Regions from separate parts of the Homo sapiens genome. Here region 2 is linked to region 1. Evidence: read pairs that join two places in POLR2A ChIA-PET (ENCODE). Cell type or tissue: MCF 10A. All regions are shown on one strand. Links, peaks and the distances in the headings refer to the core of each region. The heading gives the core; the rest is flanking DNA.

Region 1 (7,660 bases), core at 1,690-4,189:
CCATGGGCAAACTTGGTGACCCCTGTTTCTCTAGTCTGGATTATTCCTCTATGGGTTTTTATAGACATAGGAACCCAGTCAGCCTCAGAGTAGTCCCTAGTTAGCACATATGCCATGTATACCCCTCTCCTCACTCGATTACTGCAGGGCGTGGGAGGCTGGGGCAGGGTTGGGGATTCAAGTTGCAGATCAGGCACTGACTAAACTTCTTACTCTTACTTCAGGCCTTCTTTGACCCTTGGCCACAGAGTATGGAAGTAGCTCCGCAGAGGCGTGGGCTCGATTCCTCAGGGCCACGTTACCACAGACCTGTTTGTTTCTTATGCTGTTGTTCGTGGAGTCTCATGGGATTGTCTGGTTTCCCTTACAGGGCCCCCTCCCCCGGGAATGCGCCCACCAAGGCCCTAGACTCATCTTGGCCCTCCTCAGCTCCCTGCCTGTTTCCCGTAAGGCTGTACATAGTCCTTTTATCTCCTTGTGGCCTATGAAACTGGTTTATAATAAACTCTTAAGAGAACATTATAATTGCACCTATGGATCTTTATTTTTAGAAAAATCTTTGATATATTGGGTGCTTAATAGAGTCAAGAAGGGTTGCCTTGGAAAAAATTAACCCTGATCTTACCTTCTTCCCTATAAAATGTTTTACTACCCATTTGCATCTGTACATCCTCATACACTAAGATACTTACAAAATTGAACATTTTCACTTATCAGATTCAAAGATCAGTTTTGTTGAAATCAGTACCCATAATATCCTCTTGGGAAGGCACTTGTCTAGATAGCTTCTCCATGAAGCAAATGCTAAAAATGAAAATTCTGCTGGGAGAGGAACAATTTTGGCATAACTTTCTGCCAGGGTCACACACGTAACATATAACCTAACGTAACTTTTGAATTGTGGTATCTTCATGAGTTCTTCCACCCAAAGCCTGTGTTCACTGAGCAGCACTCTAGTACTTAGTGCATCAAGCTCTAAGGGTACAAAAATAAGGTGAACACTGTTGTAAAGTTACTGTGTAGGGGGAAGATAATTGTAAATGCAATCAGTGGTACTTACCACATTAATGGAAGAAAAAAGCCATAGGATCTTCTCAACAGATGCAGAAAAAACATTTGAGATGATTTCAACACCCTTTGATGATAAATACACCCAGCAAATTAGGAGTAGAAGGGAATTTTTTTTTTTTTTAAAGAGATGGCGGGGTGCAGGCATGAGTCACTGCACCCAGCTCAGAAGGCAATTTTTAAACAAGATTAAGGGATTTATGAAACACAGCTAACATAATAGTGAAAGACTGAAAGTTTTACCCTTATGATTAGGAACAAGACAAGGGTTCCCACTTTGGCCACTTTCAACATTGTACTGGAAGTTCTAGCCAGAACGATTAGGCAAGAAAAAGAAGAATTGGAATTGGAAAGGAAGAGGTAAAACTATCTCTGCAGAAGATATCCTGTATATAGAAAACCCCATCAACTAGATAGCTACTAGAGCTAATGAGTGAATTCAGCAACGTTTTAGGGTACAAGATCACATAAAAACTATTCCATACACCACCAACAAACAATCTGAAAAGGAAATGGAAGAGAATTCCAGTTAGGATAGCAACCAAAAGAATACCTAAGAATCAAAGCAAGCAATACCAGAATACCCAGGAATCAATCAAACCAAGGTGAAAACTACAAATCCTGAAAGAAAACTAAGTAGATGAGGAAAGCCAACATGTTCATGGATCCAGACTTACTATTAAAGTAACAAATAATAGTCTCCAAACATTCAATGTAATCCCTATAATAATTCCAGTGGTCATTGCAGAAATGGAGAAGCTAATCCTCATATATATGAAGCTACAAAAGGCCCCAAATAGCCAAAACAATCTTGATCACATTAGAAGTCTCACAAAACCTACAAAATTGTAATAAACACTGCATCTGGCATAAAGATAGACAATGGATAGATGAGAGTACAGAAATAAACCCTTACATAAATGGTCAATTGATTTTCTGCAGTGGTACCAAAACCATCTATTGGGAAAAGAGTAGTCTTTTCAGATGGTGCTGGGACAACTGGATAACCACATGTAAAAGAATGAAGTTGGAACTCTACCTCATATGCCTTCATTTATCACTCATTAACTCAAAATTGGTAAACAATCTGTAAGAGCTAGATCTAGAAGAAAATGAGTAAGTCCTCATCACCTTGGATTTGGCAATGGATTATTGCATTGGACATTGAAAACAAGCAACAGAAGAAAAAATATGTAAATGGGACTTCATCAAAATTAAAAACTTGTACATCCAAGAATGGTGAAGAATGAAAAAAAAACTTATGGAAGGGGAGAATATTTTTGCAAACGATATGATAGTCTGATATCTGTAGTTTGCTATTTGAACTATAAAAAATTCTTAATAAAAAAGATAACCTTTTTCAAAAATGAGAGGAATTGAACAGATATTTCTCCAAAGAAGATACACAAATGGCCAAAAAGCACATGAAAACTGGTTCAACATCATTGGTTATTAAAGAAATGCAAATCAAAACTACAATGAGATGCCGGTTCATACCCACGAGGATGGCTTATTTATGAAAAAAATAACTCTTGGTGAGGGTGTGGAGAAACAGGAACCCTCATGCATTGCTGGTGAGAACGTAAAATGGTGTAGCCCCTATGGAAAACAGTGGCAGTTCCTGAAAGCTGAACAGAATTACTATATGGCAATTCCACTCCTAGATATATGTATCTGTGGTAATATGAAATATATTTAGCCTTTTTTCCTGGTTCTTATCACAGCAACTGAAAAACACTTGGAATTTCCTGTGTAATGGGATAATACGTGAGTTCATGACTTAGAGTGGGACCCCTAGCTAGCCTCAGGATGGGGCCAGCCACCAGAAAGACCAAGTGATGAGAGGGTTGGAACTTTCACTCCCACCCACCAGCCTCCTGGAGCAGAGGTGGCTGGAGATAAAGCTCTATAAAAACTCGTCAACAATAAGATTTGATGAGCTCTTCCCAAAAGCTAAACTGCCCTTATAAAACTAGTGAAAGACCCTCAAGTGAAGAGGATGAGAGGGGCCTGAATTCTACCAAGACGTAGGCCTGTTGAGTTCAGAAGCAAGATGGAGTCAGCCATGTCAGATTTCTCTTACTGTCACTTTTGCAAAGGTAGTTTGATACACAGAAACTTGTATACAACTGGTTTTAGCAGAATTATTCATAACAGCCCAAAGGTGGAAACAACCCAAAATATTCAACATATAATGGATAAACAAATTGTGGTATATACTGTCAACCTAAATAAACGGAGGCCGTAAAAGAAAATGATACCTATTCATGAATGGGGCATTGCAGTGGGAGTCCATGTGCCATACTATGCGTATTCAGGGAGGTAAAGGAAGACAGATTAAAAGGAAAAACAAGGATTATGTAATTGTCTTGGGATAACTATCCCTAACTCCAGGGATTAATAACAAGTCCTGGTGGCACCAGTCTGAGGTTGAACAAGCAGAAGTCCTTGCAGAAATATTTTTGTATGTATATAAGGTTGCAGTGGCCTTTGTGCAAGGTTGTGTTTTTACAGTCTTTTGTAGTAGTTTTTTTTTTTTTTTTTTTTTTTATCATTTATGCATCAGAATCCTCCCTTCATAGCCTTTCGGCTTTGGCAGGGTTTTTTAAAAGACATACAAGTGACTCCATTTTGGTTCTGACAACTTTCACAATACATACAATGGAATATAATAGAGCTGAAAAGAAAGAAATATTGATACATGTTACCATGTAGATAAACCTAGAAAACATTGTGTAGTGTGAAAAAAGCCAGACACAAAAGATCATCTATTATATAATTGCTTTTATATGGATATTTGCTACCCGTAATAGATAAATCTGTAGAGACAGCAGATTAGAGGTTTCCAGGGGTGGGAGCAGCAGGAAATGGAGTGCCTACCTAATGGGAATAGGATACTTTTATAGGGCGAGAGCTGGTGGTTTTACAGCCTTGTGAATACACTCAAGTTACTGAGTTGTGATTGTTAAAATGGTTAATTGTTGCTATGTGAATTTCATCTCAAAAAAAAAAGTTTCTTCACAGAAAAAGTTTACTAAGGCTTTTTGTTGTGGAAAGGATATTCCCAGTGGAGGAAAAGGCTGAGTAAAGATGAAGTTGGTCCAGGTTTATTAGAATAAGGACATCAGGGAGGTGAGTTTGGCATCAGCTTTTGGTAGAGCCAATGGTTGGCTCAGTGTCACAGGAACCCTGAGTAGCACAAACTGCAAAGGCAGCTAGCTTCCCACTTCCCTGACAGGTGTGATCCAAAAGGGTTTTATACTCCCAGCCTGAGCTAAAAGGCAGTAGTCTTTTTTTTTTTTTTCCCCCTTGTTTTGAGACAGAGTCTTGCTCTGTCACCCAGGCTGGAGTGCAGTGGTGTGATCTCGGCTCACTGCAACCTCGGCTTCCTGCCTCAGCCTCCCGAATAGCTGGGACTACAGGCATGCACCGCAACGCCCGGCTAATTTTTGTATTTTTAGTAGAGACAGGGTTTCGCCACGTTGGCTAGGCTGGCCTCAAACTCCTGACCTCAGGTGGTCCGCCTGCCTTGGCCTCTCAAAATGCTGGGATTGCAGGTGTGAGCCACCATGCCTGGCCAGTACTCTTATTTTTATTATGCAAATAATAAGGATAATCACGCAAAGGAAAAAAAAGCAGTCACACGTTGGCTAATGGTTAGCACAGTAAAAATTCTGTATCCTCAAAACTACTCTTGAAAATCTACTCAAACTCTCTTGAAGTACAGCATATATGGTTTTGTGTATACAACCCTTCATAGAAAAATCTTAGGCACGCTGGCTTTTGAGAATCACTGACAAAGAGAAAGAACAAAAGGAAAAGTCTGTAATCAGACATCTGGGTATTCTGACCATTGTATCGTTAAGGTAACTCCCAAGTCTCTGGTGGTGAAAGAAGTCTGGATGGAGAATTTGAATGTGCTCTCACCTATATGAGCTCTATTCCAGTTTTCATAGTAAGTGTCTATAACCTTAGTTCACGTCAGTAAATTGGTCTGTGGCTGCGAGGACTAAGTAAGAGATTAAAGGCACTAGGTTTGCTGTTGAACTTAAATTTGTATTCTGGCGAGGAACGGTGGGTGGCCACGCCTGTAATCTCAGCACTTTGGGAGGCTGAGGTGGGTGGATCACTTGAGGCCAGGAGTTTGAGACCAGCCTGGCCAACATGGTGAAACCCTGTCTCTACTAAAAATACAAATATTAGCCGGGCATGATGGTACGCACCTGTAATCCCAGCTACTCAGAAGGCTGAGGCACGAGAATCGCTTGAACCTGGGGCGGGGGTGTTGCAGTGAGCAGAGATCATGTCAGTGCACTCCAGCCTGGGCGACAGAGCAAGACTGTCTTAAAAAAAAAAATTGCATTCTGCTTGGTCAGGCCCACAGGCATGCTATTCCATAGTTCATGTATTCTGTTTTTTTAAAAAACATACTTAAACATGCTCATTAAAGAATGATTGTAGAAATAAAATACTGTGTCCCAGCCCCCCAAATATTCAATGCTAGCTTTTTCTCTACTTGTTGGGTTTCATCATCTTACTATATGGTCAACTCTCTATTTCTCTTAACATCAAAACATCAAAAACCTATCCCCAATCTTTGCAAACATTATGATTTTAGTATCTCATTAAATGAAACACTTAACCAATTTACTTAACCAATCCTCTGTAGTTGAACATTTAGCTTAGTTTTTTTCACCAACAAATAATGTGATGACCATATTTTTGCAAAGATTGTTCTATTTTTAAATACTTAAAAATGGAATTTCTGAGTCAAAGTCTATAATAAAAGCTTGAGTCAGTTTGCCCTGTTACAAATCGGTCACAACTACACCTTTCACACCATGCTCCTCAGAATTAATGATTCTCATTGAGAAACACACTTTTCTAGTTTGACAGCTGAAAAATGTACATCATTGTTATATTGTTACATTCTTTTTAAGGAATAGTTTTGACTTTTTTTTTAAGAGACAGAGTGTCACTCTGTCACCCAGGCTGGAGTGCAGTGGTGCAATCTTAGCTCATTGCAGCCTTGAACTCTTGGGCTTAAGCCATTCTCCTGCCTCAGCCTCCAGAGTAGCTGGGACTACAGGCACACTCCACCAATGCCCAGCTAATCCTTCCTAACTCCCTCCCCGACTCCTTCCTTCCATCCTTCCTTCCTTTCCCCTTTCCTTTTCTTTCCTCTGTCTCTCCTCTCCCCTTCCCTTCCTCCCCTCCTCTTCTTTTCTCTCTTCCCTTCCCTTCCCTTTCCTTTTCTTTCCTTTCTCTTTTCTTTTCTTTTCTTTTTTTTTTGGTAGACACAGGGTCTCACTTTATTGCCCAGGCTTGTTTTCACTTTTAAATTACCTATGTCCTCTTTTGTATATTGTCTTTAAAAAAAAAAACAAACCTCTGATAGACATTTTTCATGTTGTTACACAAGTCTTAATGATTACTAGTGGGTGTAATCTAACTTGGGCATTGCTCTTATTTTGGGAATTCATATTGTTTTTGATTTTTCGTAACTGTAAATCAGGCAATGCTGGATAATTTGCGTAAAAGTATTTTTTATTTGGCGTTTCTAAGTTTTTAGGAGCAACAATCATGATTCAAAGGCAGGGGCTGGAAAGAAGGAAACTGTCATTTATTGAACGAGGCGTGTGCATGACCTATCTCTGGAAGTCTGTATATAACGAATTGGCCAGTTTGGTTGCCTGTGGGGAAAGGAACCTGGTTTGAGAGGAGTAGAAAAGGAAGGGAGAATTTTCACTGAATACCATTTAGAACCTTTTAAATATTAAGCCTGGCGCAGGTGGCTCACGCCTGTAATCCCAGCACTTTGGGAGGCCGAGGCGGGCGGATCACCTGAGGTCGGGAGTTCGAGACCAGCCTAACCAACATGGAGAAACCCCGTCTCTACTAAAAATACAAAATTAGCCGGTCGTGGTGGCGCATGCGTGTAATCCCAGCTACTTGGGAGGCTGAGGCAGGAGAATAGCTTGAACCCGGGAGGCGGAGGTTGCAGTGAGCCGAGACCACGAAATTCCATCTCAAAATAAATAAATAAATAAATATTGAACCATTAAGCGCCTTACCTAGTTAAAATTAATTGCATTTAAAAAAAGTGTGAAATAATGTGTGTTTTTAAAAAAAACCCCATCAAATCCACACGGGGGCAGCATTGCTTTACAGGGAGGAAGGGAGCCGCAAAGGCGTGGGCTCAGCCTTAGCATGGGTGCTGGGATCGTGACTTACATTTTTTTCTCATTTTCTGTATTGTCCCCATTTTCTACTAAGACCTATATAGAAATAAAATACATTTTATTTAAAGAGAGAAGGAAGTGTCAGGCCCCGTCCCTCTTTAGCCGTGTAGCCATACCTCTGTATTTAAATTCGTAAAAGTAGAATTCTGAGGAGCGAGGGGGCCTGGGTGACATCTGAAGTATTTGGCAGGGGGTCGGGCGCAGTGGCTCACTCCTGTAATCCCAGCACTTGGGGAGGCTGAGGCGGGCGGACGACTTGAGGTCGAGACCAGCCTGGCCAGAATGGCAAAACCCCATCTCTACTAAAAACACAAAAATTAGCCGGGCATGGTGGCACACGCCTGTAATCT
Region 2 (16,604 bases), core at 8,811-11,310, 340 kb after region 1:
TGGAACAGAAAAACGAAGTTTGCTAGTCACAATTCAAAGTCATGTTTAAGATTCCACTTAGAGGCCTGGTGCAGTGGCTCAAGCCTGTAATCCCAGCACTTTGGGAGGCCGAGGCGGGTGGATCACGAGGTCAGGAGATTGAGACCATCCTGGCCAACATGGTGAAACCCTGTCTCTAATAAAAATATGAAAATTAGCTGGGCGTGGTGGCATGCACTTATAATCCCAGCTACTCGGGAGGCTGAGGCAGGAGAATCGCGTGAAGCCAGTGAGCCGAGATTGTGTCACTGCACTCCAGCCTGGCAACAGAGCGAGACTCCACCTCAAAAAAAACCCCCCACAGATTCCACTTAAGAGACCTAAGTTCCACCTGTACCTCGGGGGGCTTCCCTGTTTCCTATGCCCTGTTGCTTCTCAATTTCTCCTTCCTCTAGGGGTGACCTCCCTACCATTCAGACTTCACAGGAATCCTGTGGTTGCCCTGACAGCACTCCCCTGAGATCACCTTGAGACATTCATCATTATTATGGCTCAGAAGTCCACTTCCCCAGGGAAGCCCACGGAGAGGTTAAATTGTTTCCTCCTACTCCCACAGGAGTAAGAGGCCACAGGGCTTCACCCTATCCTGAAGACAAATGCACTGAGAGCCTGAGCGGGAGTCAGTTGTCCCAGGGTCCCAGAACCACATCCACCATGGAACTAGGAACACGCCAGGACAGAAGGAACGGGGGAAAGGGAAAACAGTGGTCCTTCAGGTACCTTGGTTCTCTGGAGGAGTGACTTGTCCAAGTCACAGTGCTAGGTAATTATACAATTACTTATGGAATTATAGAAGCCAGGACCTTACAGGCCCTCCCGATTCTCACACCTAGGTCCAAGCTTTTTGAAGGTAAAAGGGTAAAAGGTGAGGGCAATGGTCTGCATGTCTAAAAGATGGCAGGGTGGCTGACTGCACATTTACCCTCTTTTGCCAGAGCAGTTCTGAAGCTTTTGTGTTCATCAGCCATCACCTGGAGAGCTGATACAATACCACTCCCCAGTTTCCAACTCAGTAGGTTTGAGGTGCAGCCAGAAATACGTGTTTCTAACAAGTTCCCAGGTGATGCTGCTGGTCTGGGAACCACATCCTGAGAACCACTGGTGCTAGGGTTTCTCACTGACACTGTGTGTTGGGGGGTGGGATCAAGTGAGGAGGAGCAGAGAGGACACAAGGGGTTGAAGATATCTTCACCAACACTTCTTACTCATGACATCCTCTGTTCCTGCTGCAGATAAAATAAAAGCAATCTTTTAACCATGGTTAAAACTTCACCCAGGTTCATATAATTAGGCTCAAGACTCACATCTGGATCTCTCTATGGCAATGATCCCAACTCAGTTCTAAGAGCAGGAGCGAGTCTGGCATTATCACGACGGCTGTTGTCCTGCTTACAGGACTCCAGAGCAGCAGGAAGGAGCTATGTGCTCTCTGAAGGCTTTTCCTGCTATACCTGTTGGTACCCTGGCCCCTAAGATGCTCAGGTCAGAAAAGGGAGGAGGACCTCTGGACCATGTCAGTGGTGTCATCTGGATTTCAGTTTAGGCACTTGGCCTAAACTCCAAAATATTTTTAAAAGTTAAAGTTAGCCTGTTTGTCTGGGGTGTGGTATAATCACTTATTTCTGCTGTTCTATGCAAACCAAGGGTTCCTTCCAAACATCATCAGATCCAAGATGCAATCTGGTTACTAACAACAGAGTCTTTACTTGTGACTTCTAGTTCTCTTTCTGTCTGGTACAAGGCCGGGCTGTGCTGGTAATGCCCATACAACCTGCCAAGATCTGACAACACTATACTCCCAACTCCATGCCTTAGATTTGCCCTAGGCATGCCTAGCTTTCTGAGAGGGCTTGTCTTAAGCACATCCAAAAAAAGTAGAAAAAAAAAAACAAAGGGGTGCTGTACATGGTGAAGGGTTTTCTTTCCCCACAAAGATGGAAGTAAATGCAGAATGAGTCAACTGGTTCACATCATCTTTGTGATTTTCCCATTAAAATAGATAATCAATACTAAAACCCAACACGATATAACAAAGCCAACCTGCCTCCTGTTACAGCTACACTACCAGGCCTCCGAGTTCAGGGGAAAAAAAAATAAAGGTGACCATTCATAAGGCGACTTCCCCAAGCCCCACATCAAGATGCTTTTTGCAGCCTGGAAAAATGGAAGCATTTTCATCTTCCTCACTATGGCCTATGGAGTGCCTGGGTGGCCCTAATCCATTCCTCCCATGTCCCTAGACATCACTTTCTTTAATAAAGAAACAAAATATAGAGTTCTGACCTGTGTACGATGCAAACTGAGTTATAGCTTTCCCCTGGCACCTCTAACTGAAAGTGAAATTTCTTTAAAAGTTGGGAAATTCATTGCAGTGTTTTATGGTATTGATTTATTTTAAACTTGGTTGGCAGTTTTAAGGCCTGCCATGCCTCTGAATCCTAGAAACGCTGGAGGAGATCTCCATTTCCTCTGATTTTGTAATATCACAGCGGACTCACTAGTGGAAATGAAAAGAGGGGCTGGGAGCACGAATGCGGCTGCCCTAATCAAGACAGAGCCTTGGGCACTCTCCCTAGGTCCTGGGTCCACAGTGTATCTCCAGTTGGGAATTTCACTACCTGAACAGTAGTACCCTTTCCTCCTGTAGCTGAGAATACTGTAATGAAACCAAACCTGAGTATGTACCCTGAGATGTGGCTCCTGCGCATCCCACCTGGCTTACAAGGTACCCCTAAAACCTACCTTCAAGAACCAGCCTGGAATACCACCTCCTCCACTCTTTCCTGTCCTCCTGTATCTCTACTGAGCCATCTATAACCCATTACCACCAAGTGTCCATATCTCATCTGCATTATTAAACTAAGTTCCTAGGAGACCATATTGGGGTCTAAACAATCAATGCCTCCACTGGGCAAGTGCCTACCATATGCCAGAATCTGACTTGGCTCCAGAATCTTTCGACACAGGGCTATGGGCAGCCACATCAATTGGAGTAAGCATGAGTGACGGAATCCCTTGCTTAAGTCAGGATTCAGTGAGTGAGCTGGAAGATTTGTCAGAAAGAAACAGAGCAACCGCTGCCATTCTGCTGGGTCCTCATCAACTTTAAAATCCCTGGGTTCACTCAGAATGGGCTTCTGCCAGGGCACCAGGACCACAGACACGTATGATGCCTTTGGCTCTTATTGGAGCCCTTTCCTTGCAGCTGGTGCCAGACGCTGGCCTAATGACAGCATTCCCTCAGTGCTGGGTGCTTTCCCAGCTGCCGGTGGGTGGAGGTGTGCTTTAGATCTCCTACTTTCCAAACTTTTGGCAATTTTGACCTGGCTGCATATGTGGCTCCTGCCTTCTCTGCTGCCAGACCTCGGTTATATGGGCACCTCACACTATCCCAGCCTTGCCTCCTCTGCCAATGTTTGGGGCAGTCATTGTAACACAGGAGGAATCCACATGCAGGCTGACCTCGCCTGAAGGGATGGCTGGTGGCCCTGCCACAGTGTGCCTGTGCTGAAACCAGTGTCAGACTGTGAAGGACACCCATGGCAGCCCTGGCTGCTTTACTGTATGGTACTACTGGAGGGGAACCCACCATCTGCCTCAGAATAGAAATTCATTAAAAGTGGCTTTAAGAGGCTGTAGAATGCAGAACGGAGCAGTAGAGTTTCCAGACAGATACATCTCGTCTCAAATCCTGGCTCTCAAAACCTTAGGAAAGTGATTTTCTGCTTCCTTATCTGCAGAAAAGAGGGCACATAACAGAATAGCTAAGCAGATGATGTATGATAATGATACATGTAAAGTGCTTAATTCAGGGCTCGGAATAAAAAGGCAGGGTCTCTGCCCTGCACAAGTCAAGGGGTCCCTCAGAGCAGGTTTTGATAACCAGTAGCTGTTGGTGGGAGTGTCTGCGTCCCTGGGGTAAGAGGAAATGGGAGTTGGAAGCACCCCTGAACCATCAGGCAGCTTTGCTCACAGCTGGACGATTACAAGAGCCACTCTGATTTGCCCAAAGGGATGCTATCTAGGTTAGGTGGCACCAAGGAGGCCATGGAGGAGGAACATGTGAGCAGCAACTGGGCCTTGACGTCAACAGCCCCGGGCCAGGCCTGTCCCCTCATGGATGCTTTCAAGTCCTGCAGAGCTGCAAGGGACAGATGATCCCTGGGGGGCCATCGGCCCCATTACATAACTGACAGCTCAGCTTCCTGCTGTTGATGCGGCAGAAACAATCAAGAGATGGCAACAGCAGGTCACTGGGGAGCTTGTGGGGACTTACAAAAAAAATAAAATACCAGCCTTCCCCACCTGGGGAGGAAAACTCCTCAGAAAACACCAGCAGAGAGATGAGGCCCCAAGGGACATGTCTCTTTGTATACAGGTATCTAGCGCCACTAGGGTCTTCACAGTTGAAGACTGAGCTTCAATTTCCTGCGAGAAAAGAGAACCAAACACTCTGACTCTTCACTCATAACCCCCACCTCTTGTGAAGCTGTTTAGTGCTAGTGAGATGGGTTGTGGCAAAGCTGTGACCCCTACTATATGGGCAGGGACTCAAAGAACCTCAGGGGTTCTGGATCTGCCTGGATTAAAGAATTGATCATCATCAAGAGATACCACCTCGACCCCATGATCTCTCTGCTCTTAATAACACCTCCATTCTTACCCACTTCGGGGTACAGCTTAGCGTTTCCCTTTTCCCATCCTCCCTTTGGGAAATTCAAGGCTCCACCAAAGACTAAGTAGGGATCAGCTTCTGGGGTGCAAAACCAAACCACTGACTTCGACCCCTTGGCAGTTACACCTTCCCATGAAGGAAGAACCTTCCTTGCTTCTACTTTCCTTTGGGCTACCTGGCTGCTTATCACCATATTCTGGACCTTTGCAGAGTAGGAGAGGAACTAGCTCCTCTTGAAGCCCTACTAAGTGTTCCATACTGCGCATCTCATAATGCTCTGGGCTTTGTGGGCAGGAAATTCTATCTACTTTGATGCTCAGTTATTTGTTGAATTCAATTAGGAAAACATTTTAAATTTAAAGATGATTCAATGAGGCAATAAACCAAACTGGTTAAAGCCATGGACTGACTCCTGGGTTCAAGGCTAGGCTTTACCTCTTCTTAGCTCTGTGACCTTCAGGAATTTACTTGAAAGTAAGTAAATGAATTATCAGTCATAAAGCACTCAGCCCAGGGACGACCATGAATCACTGCCGTTTTGGTCATCTTTGGCGCTGCTGCCCTTCTTCACAGCCTAACCCCTCAGGCTGCCACACTCCTCAGCCAGGCACCAGGTACAGGCAAGGGAGGGCAGTCCTGTAAGGCAGGAGCTAGTTCCTGGCCATCCTGAGAGCTGGGCCAGGAAGTCATAGAGTGGACCTATTTAGTACTGGCGGTCCCAACTTCTCACCTAAAACGATTTTAAAATTTACCCTACAGAGACTGCTTTGAATACTTTGCTGTTTCAAACAAACCATGTTAATTACGCATTTCTTTTCCATTTTTTAGTATCACTGCTGATTAACTTGGTAGCTATAGCGTGCGTAACAACACAGTTGCGTGTAATTCCAGCCCAAAGCAAAAAATTGGTCATTGAATTGGGCTTCTATGGCTTCAACAGGCAATATACTCTTGCCTGTCAGATAAGCTGAAAGGGCTTGTGAATTCCTGTCTTTGATTAGGGTTGTACTAGGGTTAGATCTTGCAAAATAGAAGTAAAATCTGAAGCGCAGGTCAAGGGGCCAACGCAGGTCACCCAGTACGTTAGCTGAGAGCCACATCTTTGGACCCCAGGCCAGGGATAAATGCATCAACTATTACTTCAACAGAAATTGGGCCTGATTTCCTTCTCTGATGTTAGGCAGCTACCAAGATCTCATATAGAACTAGAAATACTTTCTGTGACCCCTCAGGTCACACCAACATCTGATTTCCTTCAGCAGGCCTTAGCTGCCCACTCCAAAAAGACGTCATTCGAGGGCTTTGGCTTCAAAAGGCCCTAGTAACGGAGGTTTGTATATCAGACAGCAGACTTGGCCATGAATGCAGATTCCCTCATCCCACAACACTCTCCCTGGTAACACGTGGGCGGAGGCACCTGGAACATCAGTTTGGCTGGCTTCCTGCATGGGATAAAAGGCTGTGGCTAGCTGGTAGGAGCCATTAGGAATTATTAAACATCTTTCAAAAGCGACAAATAAGAAAGAGATCAGACCCATCACTGAATGGTCTTTAAAAATAGATATACTTTTCTGGAACAAGTGATTGGACAGCGTGGGCCTTGACTACAGCTTTGTTTCAAAAGAAAAGCTATTTGGCAATCCACAAAAGTGAGGCTACCAAAGACCACTGTCTTCAGAGGGAAATGGAAGCCAATACTTCTACCTAGGCCAAAGTATGGATCTAAACAATGCTACTGTATTACAATTAATTCAGACTGTTTACATAGGGCACTTTCACAACCTCTTGTGATTCCCCCAACAACCTCAATAAGATATATAGGATCAACTCCATTTTATAGATAATAAAACTGCGGCCCTGATAAGTGGAATAATTTGCCTAAGGCCACACAGTCAGGAAAACGCAGATATGAGACTCCATCCCTGCATTGTTACTAGACACCACTTCTTTCAGGGGAATCCCAGGTTTCCAACCCAAAATGCATTTCCTTTTATTTTTGCAAAAAAACTGAAACTAGTTAGTCCTGACTTAAATGCGACTCTGAAATCTACAATCCTAAAACATTGAGGTGTTTTTTCATCTTGGTGGTATAGGGGTCAAGTGTGTTTACTTATGCAACTAGAGTTTTTTTGTTTTTTTGAGACAGAGTCCCTCTCTGGCGCCCAGGCTGGAGTGCAGTGGTGTGATCCTGGCTCACTGCAACCTCTGCCTCCCTGGTTCAAGCAATTCTCCTGCCTCAGTCTCCCAAGTACTGGGCCTATGGCATGTGCCACCACACCTGGCTAATTTTTGTATTTTTAGTAGAGACCAGGTTTCACCATGTTGCCCAGGCTGGTCTCAAACTCGTGAGCTCAAACAATCTGCCCCTACTTGGCTTCCCAAAGTGCTGGGATTACAAGGCATGAGCTACCACGCCCAGCCTATTTTAATTTTTAATAGTACAAACATCCACAGATATAACCCAAAACAAAAGCTCTTTGGAGTCCGTAAATTCAAAAATGTAAAGAGGCTTTCAGACAAAATACTTTGACAACTACTGGTCTATTCTTCCACTGTCTCCAATTCCTCTCCTCTTCCCCTCTCAAATCCACTCTAGTTACAGGTTTCCCCATTACTCCACCAAAATTGTTCATGAGTACTGATGCTTTCCCATTTACTAAATCCAATGATCAAGTCCTCTCAATCAACTAGCAGATGATGCCACGGCTGGCTCCCTCCTCCTCTTGATGTCTTTTCCCCTCTCTCTGGCTCCTTTCTTTCTTCCCATCCTCAATGTTGCACCACCTGGAGCTCAGTCCTCTGACCTCCTCTTGTCTATACCCACTCCAGTACTGTGGCAAATCTCTAAATTTGTATCTCTAGGCTGGACCCCTCCCTTGAACTCCAGACTCATCCAACTGCCTACTCTACATCTGTAGTTGGATTCTAAATAGGCATGCCAAACTTTCAGATAACTAAAACCTAACTTTGTCCTGCCAACCCTATTCCCCCAATGTCTTCCCCATCTTATTTAATGGCAGCTCTATTCTTCCCATCACTTAGGCTGACACCTTGAAGTGATGATTAATTCCTTTCTCTCACACCTCCCATATGATCCGGCCGGAAATCCTGCTGGCTCTGACTTCAAAAAAATACCCAAAATCCAATAATCACTTCTCTGTTACATTGTTTCAAGCCATCGTCATCTCTCACCTGGATTATTGCAACAGCCTCCCATCTTATCCCGTTATTTCAAGATGCAAAGTGATCCTTTCAAAAGAGCAGATATCACACAGCTGAAAACATCCCCATGGCTTTCCATCTCATCCAAAAACACAAGCCAAAATCTCTAGAGGCTTACGAGGCCTACTTGGCTCCTAGTTATCTATCTCTTCCTATACACTCCTTGCTCACTCTGGCCAACTTTCAGGACCTTCACAGTGGCCATTACTTCTGTCTGAGATGCTCTTTCCCCAGAAATCCTTGGGACTCACTCCCTCGACTCCTTCTAACATTCGCTCAAAGGTCACCGTCTCTGGGAGACCCACTCTGATATCTTCCATTTAAAAGTACATCCCCACCCCTCCCCACCACCCAAGCTTCAGATCTCCCCTACCCTGCTCTACTCTTCCCATCCTACCCTCTCACCGCACCCAGCACCGAGCACTTTCTTGTACATTACCTATGGGTACTGTCTTCCCAACAGAACGAATGTTAAGCTCCATACTGCAAAAACTTGTCTGTTTTGTTCACCGATGTATTATCTGTGTCTAAAATGGTACTTGGAAAGAGTTTCCAAAGAACATGTTGAATGAATAAATGAAATTAGCTTGTCCATCTACAAAACTTGGCAGGGGAAAGGGAGGTCAGACTCAATGTTCTTCCCAAGTCAAGCCTCAGATTCTCTGACCAGCCAGATACAGCTCTTCTACAGAAGCTGATTTGAAGTTTCTGGCAACACAGGGTTTGGCTCTGGTCACAGACCTGGGCCCAGGCCCACAATTCTAAGTGCCCACCTAAGACAGGGGAGGATAGGCTATGGTCAAATTGGCACCACCAGTACTGTAAAGATTAGCTGTAAGAGCCACAAAATGAATTAACAAAACAGCCTGGGACACTCACCAGTAACCATATTCCTAATCTTTTCCCCTCTTCTCAAGGTCGCCTATTTCTCCTACATGAAAGAATCACTCCAATTTAGCCAAAACTGCCCTGCAAAACAGCACAAATCTCAAGTGTGGATATCCACATGGAAGCCCTGATCTCAATTAGTTATGACAACCCCATAATCGTAACCTAAATTCAGGTCCCTCTTCCAATGACAACCTTCCTATGCCAGAGCAAATCTGAATTTTAAGAGGTCTTTCAAAAGCAGAAAGCATGAGATGGAAATGGGAAGTGACAGCACAAAATACATTTAAAACACTGTCTAGCCAACCCTTTTGGTTTCTAATATAGCACTACCCTAAACCTAGCTTTGGGGACTGCTGTTCTCCTACCCACGGGTGGTAGGCCCAATTGGTCCAGCACCTGGAACACACGTTTGTAGAATGAAAGAATTAAACCTAAGTGACTCACTCGAGAAATACATTCACTGAGAACACTACACATGAAACCAAGCTCAACTTGGAATGAGCCAACCCCACCTAGAAACCAGAGGATAATGAAGGGAAAGGGAGGGAACCCACCCAAGTGATGGAAAGCTCCGTGCCTTATGGCTCCTGAGGCTTCTTGTGACCACCAGGAGGATCAGCACTAGCTCCATCACCTCATCAAGACTTCAGCACAACGTAAGAGCAGCTTACTTCTAGCTCACCATATTAAGGGAAAAGGGGGTGGGGGATGCTTGAATAAGATATACCCATCCTTAACTTAGTAGGATCTGGGGTAAATTACTTAATCCCTTGCAGGGTTGTAAAGGTGAAACAAAATGGTTCATGTGAAACTACCTAGCATATATGCTGGTCAATTTTTCATCTTATTTCTCTTACACACACATCAAACTTCAGTCCAACTAAACTATTCTGCTGTTCCTATAAATACCTTTGGGTTTTCCAGTTCAATTTCTGTCTACACTGTTCCCTGTCCTCTCTAATTTCCACATGCCTACTTCCTCATTAACCCAAATTGGTCTAGTCTCTCAAATGTGCCAGGCTCTCCCTGGTTTCAGGTCCTTCGCAGAGGTTGGTCTATCTGGGATGCTCCCTCACCCCCAATTCCCTCCTCTTGACTCTGTGCATCAACACCCGAAAGGTCAATTTCCCTGAATACCTCTTCTCCTTAAACAGCTATAAAACAATTATGATTTGAAGAATTAGACCTAGTGACTCATTACAAAAATACCTTCATTGAAAATACTACACATGAAACCAAGTTCAACTTGGAGTTTCTCTCCCTAATTAAGATGCAGAATTCATGAAGATGGAGAAAGTCTCTGATTTGGCTTATCATGTCACCCCAGAGCCTAGCACATACAGTTATGGGTCGCTTAACAATGGGCTGCTTAACGATTTCTGAGAAATGAGTCATTAGGCGATTGTTGTGTAATGTCAAGAGTGTACTTACATAAACCTAGATGGTGTAGCCTACTACACACCTAGATGACATGTATGGCCTATCATTCCTGGACTACAATTCTGTACAGCATGTTACTGTACTGAATACTATAGGCAGTTGTAACACAATGGTAAGTTTTTGTGTATCTAAACACAGAAAAGGTAACACATACACCATAATATGCACTATAACATTACAACAGCTACATCACTAGGTAATAGGAATTTTTCAGTTCCATTATAATCTAATGGGACCACCGTCATATAGGCCATTCCTTTTTGACCAAAACGTTGTTCATGCGGAGCATGACTGTACTTCACAAAGGAAAACTCACAATAAATTTTTTTTTTTTTTGAGACGGAGTCTCGCTCTGTTGCCCAGGCTGGAGTGCAGTGGCACGATCTCAGCTCACTGCAAGCTCCGCCTCCCGGGTTCACACCATTCTCCTGCCTCAGCCTCCCGAGTAGCTGGGACTACAAGTGCCCGCCACCACGCCTGGCTGATTTTTTTGTTATTTTTAGTAAAGATGGGGTTTCACTGTGTTAGCCAGGATGGTCTTGATCTCCTGACCTCGTGATCCGCCCACCTTGGAATAAATTTTTTAAATAAGCAAAGACTTCTACATAAATATTCACTAATACATTCTTTATAGTATCTAAAATGGAAAAAATCTGTTTTCTAAAGTAGGAGAATGGTTAAATTATGGTACATATAATGGGAATGTCATACAGTCCCTGAAAAGCCATACTTCTAAAGTATGACATGGAGGAATGCTCAGATTAGTAATGAGTAAAAAGAAAAAGACCTTGACCAACTAGGGCAAGATCTAAACTATGTGGAACCGGATGTGTGAGTAGGTGGGATACAATCAGAGATAGTGTTTATTCTCTGAAAACCTGTCTACCTCTTATGCACATTTTCTACAGTGAGCATTTATAATGATGAGAAAGAGCGTTTCTAAAAAAAGGGAGACTCGGCTTAAACGCAACCTCCTCTGAGAAGACTTCTCTAGACTTTCCAACGTGTACTCAGATAATTGCACGTTTCTCCCATCAAGATATGGGGGGGATCTTTGAAAAGAAGCACTTCATTTTCTTCAACTTTGTATTCCCCTGCAAGTTCACAGGGCCCATGCCAGGGTCCAGAATGAAGAACCCGGTCCAAGAAGTGGGCATACAGAAAAAAAAGAGAGGCTGGGCATGGTGGCTCACAACTGTAATCCCAGCACTTTGGGAGGCTGAGACCAGCAGATCGCTTGAGGTCAGAAGTTTGAGACCAGCCTAGCCAACATGGTGAAACTCCGTCTCTACTAAAAATACAAAAATTAGCCGGGCATGATGGCAGGTGCCTGTAATCCCAGCTACCCAGGTGGCTGAGGCACGAGAATCACTTGAACTCGGGAGGTGGAGGTTGCAGTGAGCTGAGATCCTGCCACTGCACCCGCTGCACCCCAGCCTGACCAACAGAGTGAGACCCTGTCTCAAAACAAAAAACAAAAAACAACAACAGAGAGCACTCACCTAGTTTAAAATCACCCAAAATGCTTAGCCCTGAATTTTAAGCAGCACATGTGACCTGGTCCATTCTGGTTTCAAGTTCAAAGGCATCAGGCCGGTCCTGTGGGTTAGCAGCTAACATATCTTTCAAGAGCTGCTTGATCCCCTCAGACATGGAAGTCCTGCGTTTTTGGGGGATGTGCAACTCCATCTTTGGGTTTTCTAGCAGCGCCTCACCAACAGGGACGATCTCAGTCCCCTGTTTAATGTAGGTCCCCAGGAGCTCCTTCTTGGTCTCAGAGTCAATAAAAGTGATTCTTTCTATCATTGCCCAGATGATAATGCCCAGGGCAAAGATGTCCGCCTTGGCTGTGTAGTGTCCCTCCCAGACTTCAGGAGCCATGTAGAAGTCCGAACCGCAGGCTGAGGACAGCCAGTACTTATTCACATTCACATTTTTGTTGTCTTGATTGCCCTCTTTGCCTCGGGGTGCCAGCCCAGCACAGACCTTGCTTAGTCCAAAGTCGGCCACTTTGAGGATGGGGGTGCCAGACCGCTCTGTGATGAGGATGTTGTCTGGCTTCAGGTCCCTGTGCACAATATGGTTTTTGTGCAGGAAGGCAATGGCGCTCGTCAGCTGTAGCATGAAACTTTTGTTGGTGGCTGGGTCTGGCCTCCGGGACAGGACATACTGATTCAGGTCTCCACCTTCACAGAACTCCATGACAAACCAGAGATAGCAGGGCTCCTCAGCATAACCCAGGATCCTTTCTCCTAAATCAAAGAAGACAGGAAGGAGCTTGAGTGAGATGGACACAGTCACACTTCTTTTTAACTAAAGGATGCAGTGTATTCAAGAGTGACATTGGTGACAAACAACTGCTCCAAGGGGACCTGCACAACTGGCACTGAGTGCCTTTCTAAGGTATGACACAGGCACCAGGGACTGGTGTCAGGTACCTGGGTTTGGAATGAGGCCCAGGTGGAAACTCGGGTTTACTGCCGTCTGGTTGACTGCGAAGCCTTTTTGTTTCATTATACTGTCTCCAAACAGGGAGTGCCATACCACCCACACCTCCCAAAGCTGCTGGGCAGATGGGACAAGGGAAAGCATGCAAGAAGGCTGTCACGGGTCTGTTGCTTCTAATATCATTGTTACTCCATGCTGAGCAAATGACCTTCCCTCTCTTTTTTCCTGACTTGTAGAAGGATTCTTGTTAATGCACCTAGAATGGCACTAGAATTTCCTTTATTTCAGAGGCACACTCCTACAATTTCCTTGGTTTATTTCAGAGGCACAGTCCGATCCATCAATATTTTCTGCAAGCCCACCACATGCCTAGCACAAGTTAGGTACATAACATGCCTCCACCTCTATGAGGCTTAGTTTCAAGGAGATGACAGGTATCCACAGCAGCAACCATCAAAAGCTGTACATCGCCATCAGGCTCAACTACTACAAACAGTGAAGCGGAGGCAGGAGTCGCCAGATCTGAATGTACATCTCCATCAGGGTCAACTCATATAAACAGTGAAGGGGGGGGCAGGAGTGGCCAGATCTGAAGGTGTCAGAGGGGGCAGGACTGAACTTACCCTGTAAAAGGCAGGCAGTAGATCAGTGGGGGAGCAGGAAGGTAATTCTAGGCTGAAAGATGGAATGGATGATGGAACACAGGGACAAAAAGACCAGAAAGGTGTAAATTGGAAGTCTGGTGGGAACAGTGGAGTCTAAAGTCGATGTACAAGACAGATTTAAATTGTGTGGGCTTGAAACTCTAGGAAAGCTGGTGACCAACCTCTCCAAGCAAATCTCAATGTTCTTTATAAAGCAACTGACAGTCCAGTGAATCTTTATGTGGATGTTATGTGATGACTACAACTGCTCCCAAAGCTAAGTGTAAGAAGGCAGATGTTTTATCTCACTGATGAGGAGAGGCTGGGCCTGCAAATGTGCTGGCTTGTTCTGGGTGGTCACAAGGTCATTTGTAACTGAGCCAGGACCTGAAGAGAAGTCCTCTCTCTGGCCCCAGTATGGAGTATGCATCCTACCAAAAATGACTGCACTTCCTCAGACAGCTTCTGGCAGAGGGTTCCTTTTACTAGTCATTTACTCTATTACAAAGAAAACGAGTGATCTAGGTGAGGCTCTGCTAACCCCAACAGCCTGAAATTACCAAGGCTCACAGTCTACTAAAGCCAATGGTCTGAGAGTTCTGGGTTCAGCCAAGATGATGTGACACACAAAACAAAAGCTTTAGGTTTTTGATCACAATCGGATAGCCCTCACTTCCCTTGTAATTATATAATTTATTTGCTTATATTACTCACAATCAAAGTAATACAGGTAGAACCAGTTTAGGGCAGATGTTTTTTGTTCTTTTCAAATCAGTTATTTCCCCTCTCATAATCCTCTATCTAGGTCATGGGCAGAGGCCCTCTATGTAAAAATACTGCACAATGAAGCATCAATCTGAAGCCCAAGTCAATCCAGATGCTAAAGACCCACAAAAAGGAGAGCAAGAAATGTGTACTACAGGTAGAACCAGAAAGGAAAAGATCAAAAAGCCATCCAATTCCTTTTGCAAAGGCCACATCAGAAAACACTGAAACTTCTGGTGGGGGAATAAAGGAAGAGGAATGATGGTTATTTTATATACAAAGTTAGTAACTATGGCAACCTAAGGAAAAAGAAAACAAGTCTGCAAAACAGACTATAATCTAAGTCCAGGTTATGAGAATCCAGGGAAAGAAAAAATGGTAAAAAAAGAACCCAAAGTTTGTGAGTGGTTGGGGGAGACTGGACCTTCGGACTGAGGAGCTGCTCTGAGGAAGGAGCTAGACTCAGGAGATGCTACAGGAGGGGCTGTTTGTTGAGAGGAAAATTCTGGACAGGAAGAAGTATTCTCAGAATCACACCCAGTAACAGTGGGTATGACAGAATGGAAAACTGGGAGTGCAGCTATTTGTCCCAGATACAAAAGTGTTATTATTTTTACGAGTCAAGGTCTCACTCTGTCACCCAGGCTGGAGTGCAGAGGTGTGACCATAGCTCACAGTAGCCTCCAACTCCTGTGCTCAAGTGGTCCTCCCGCCTTGGCTTCCCAACGTACTTCCAAAAGAAGTACTTTTGAGGCCGGGTGCAGTGGCCTCAATAGTCCCAGCTTCTCAATAGCACCTGGCCTCAAAAGTACTTCTTTGCGCAGGAAAGGCCCCTGGACTTCTTTCATGAGAAGCTGCAGCGTATGCTTTCACACACGAACTCCCGGGAGAAAACAAACATGTCAGAATTCTAGTCCTTTACTCCAAGCAGACTGTCTAACGGGGTCTCAGCTACCTCACGACCAGATGGAAGGAGGCGACGTGGATGATGCCAGGCACTCGGAGGCACTTGGTGAAGTAACAGGAAAAACACAGACCAGGAAACAAAGAGTTTGGGTTCAGACCCCAACTCTGACCACTGCCTCACTGGGTGGATTCTTTGTTTCAAGGAAAACACAGGGAGACTGAGGTGTGATGAAAAGATGGCTGGAACCCTGGGCAAGTCCCTGAAGCTCTCTGAGCCTCAGTCTTTTTGGTACCTCAGTCTTCACATCTATCAAATGAGAGAATGAAACTATACCACATGAGTACTGTGACTTAAGTCAGATAGGAACTACATTTGGCAGAATGTAAGATCTTTTTGGGGAAATGAACCACTGACCATCACTAACATCATCATTCCCACTCAACCCCAACCAAATCCTTGGAAGTCACCGATTTCAATAATCCCAGTGCTGTAGGCCGTAAGAGTAAGTTTTTACATGTTAGGCAAAAGATGAAATTTAGATCTTAGAATGAAAGTGTATTATTCCATCTAAGACATCACACTTCTTAGGCTGTAACAGCTGAAACCCATGTTCTAGGCAGACCAGGCTATTCCTATTTGAAGTGATCCCTCTCCCTAGGCCTGCTGCCCCCACAATCTCTGCAGGTACAATTGAAATGTGCACCTTAAGGCTAGCTGCAACACCAGTCTATCTTATACTCACTTGATTTCCCAGTAACTTCCCTCTTCTGACCAGCCAAGGCCCTAGTTTCATATTTTTATTTTAGTTTTTATTAAATTATACCAGATATTCTGGTTAGCAATCTATGGCTTAACTCTTCTACTTAACCCTGAGAAATGCTGGCACATTCTGCAGATGTTTTGAGGTCGGGGGACTAGATTTCTTACTCAGTCTTCCGGCCTCCCCAGGGAGACCTGCAGTCATTTCCAAGGTGCCTGTGCATTGAGGAAGGGAAAGTAATCAAACTTTAGGGGATTACTGAACACAAGTTCCAAAAAGACACTAATTCCCAAAGAACCAAACTGTCACTGTGGTCCACCAGTCAGAACAGGACTGATGGAGGGCAGGTGATCCATGGAGTTTCAGCTCAGGCCCATCTCACAGTGGGCTCCCGACCCACCCACAACTGCGGGTATTTCCCCAGTTTCAGGATATATAATTGGAATAGATATATGCAGCAACCACTAAAATCCCCACATGAAATTCAGTTTTTTGAGCTGAGAGGAACAAATAAAATTTACTTAAGTTTTATAATTCCCTTGTCTGGTATAATCTGACAGTTGTATAAGATTAATAAGAGTTACAAATTTAGCTTCCTTCCCAGAGAGGGAGAAAACAGGCAGGTTATTTGGAGATAGTAAGGATTTGAGGTAAATTAGCCTGTGAAAGCCTACTGGGTTCCAGGTACTATTTTAAAAGTTTATTATGTGAGCTATCTCATCTTACCAGGCACCGTTTTACAGGTGGGGCAACTAAGGCTGAGAAAGGCTTCAGAGTCTGCCCGAGGGCCCTTACCATGAGTAACTGGGGGGG

The links. ChIA-PET counts read pairs that join two places held together with the same protein. Peaks named below come from ENCODE experiments on the same cell type or tissue, not always from the same donor. Only the 100,000 strongest peaks of a DNase experiment are listed, where the experiment ranks them.
Region 2: POLR2A ChIA-PET joins it to region 1 with 7 read pairs; 6 of 35 experiments call an interaction of 5 or more read pairs at or near these places.

What each region holds. Positions count from the first base shown.
Region 1 is chr20:2,454,504-2,462,163 of GRCh38, reverse strand. SNRPB (small nuclear ribonucleoprotein polypeptides B and B1) reads left to right here. Exons shown (of 7, transcript NM_003091.4): 7 at 225-522. The coding sequence ends at 235. Among named protein-coding and RNA genes, the nearest start is that of SNORD119, 4.7 kb to the left of the region's middle. In MCF 10A, for the core only: no CTCF peak of the experiment used is centred there; no DNase peak of the experiment used is centred there.
Region 2 is chr20:2,112,581-2,129,184 of GRCh38, reverse strand. It overlaps STK35 (serine/threonine kinase 35), which reads right to left. Exons shown (of 4, transcript NM_080836.4): 3 at 11,770-12,519. The coding sequence ends at 11,807. LOC124900458 (a long non-coding RNA gene) reads right to left here and starts at 11,498. Exons shown (of 2, transcript XR_007067499.1): 1 at 3,629-11,498; 2 at 1-1,265. In MCF 10A, for the core only: no CTCF peak of the experiment used is centred there; a DNase peak (open chromatin) is centred at 10,224.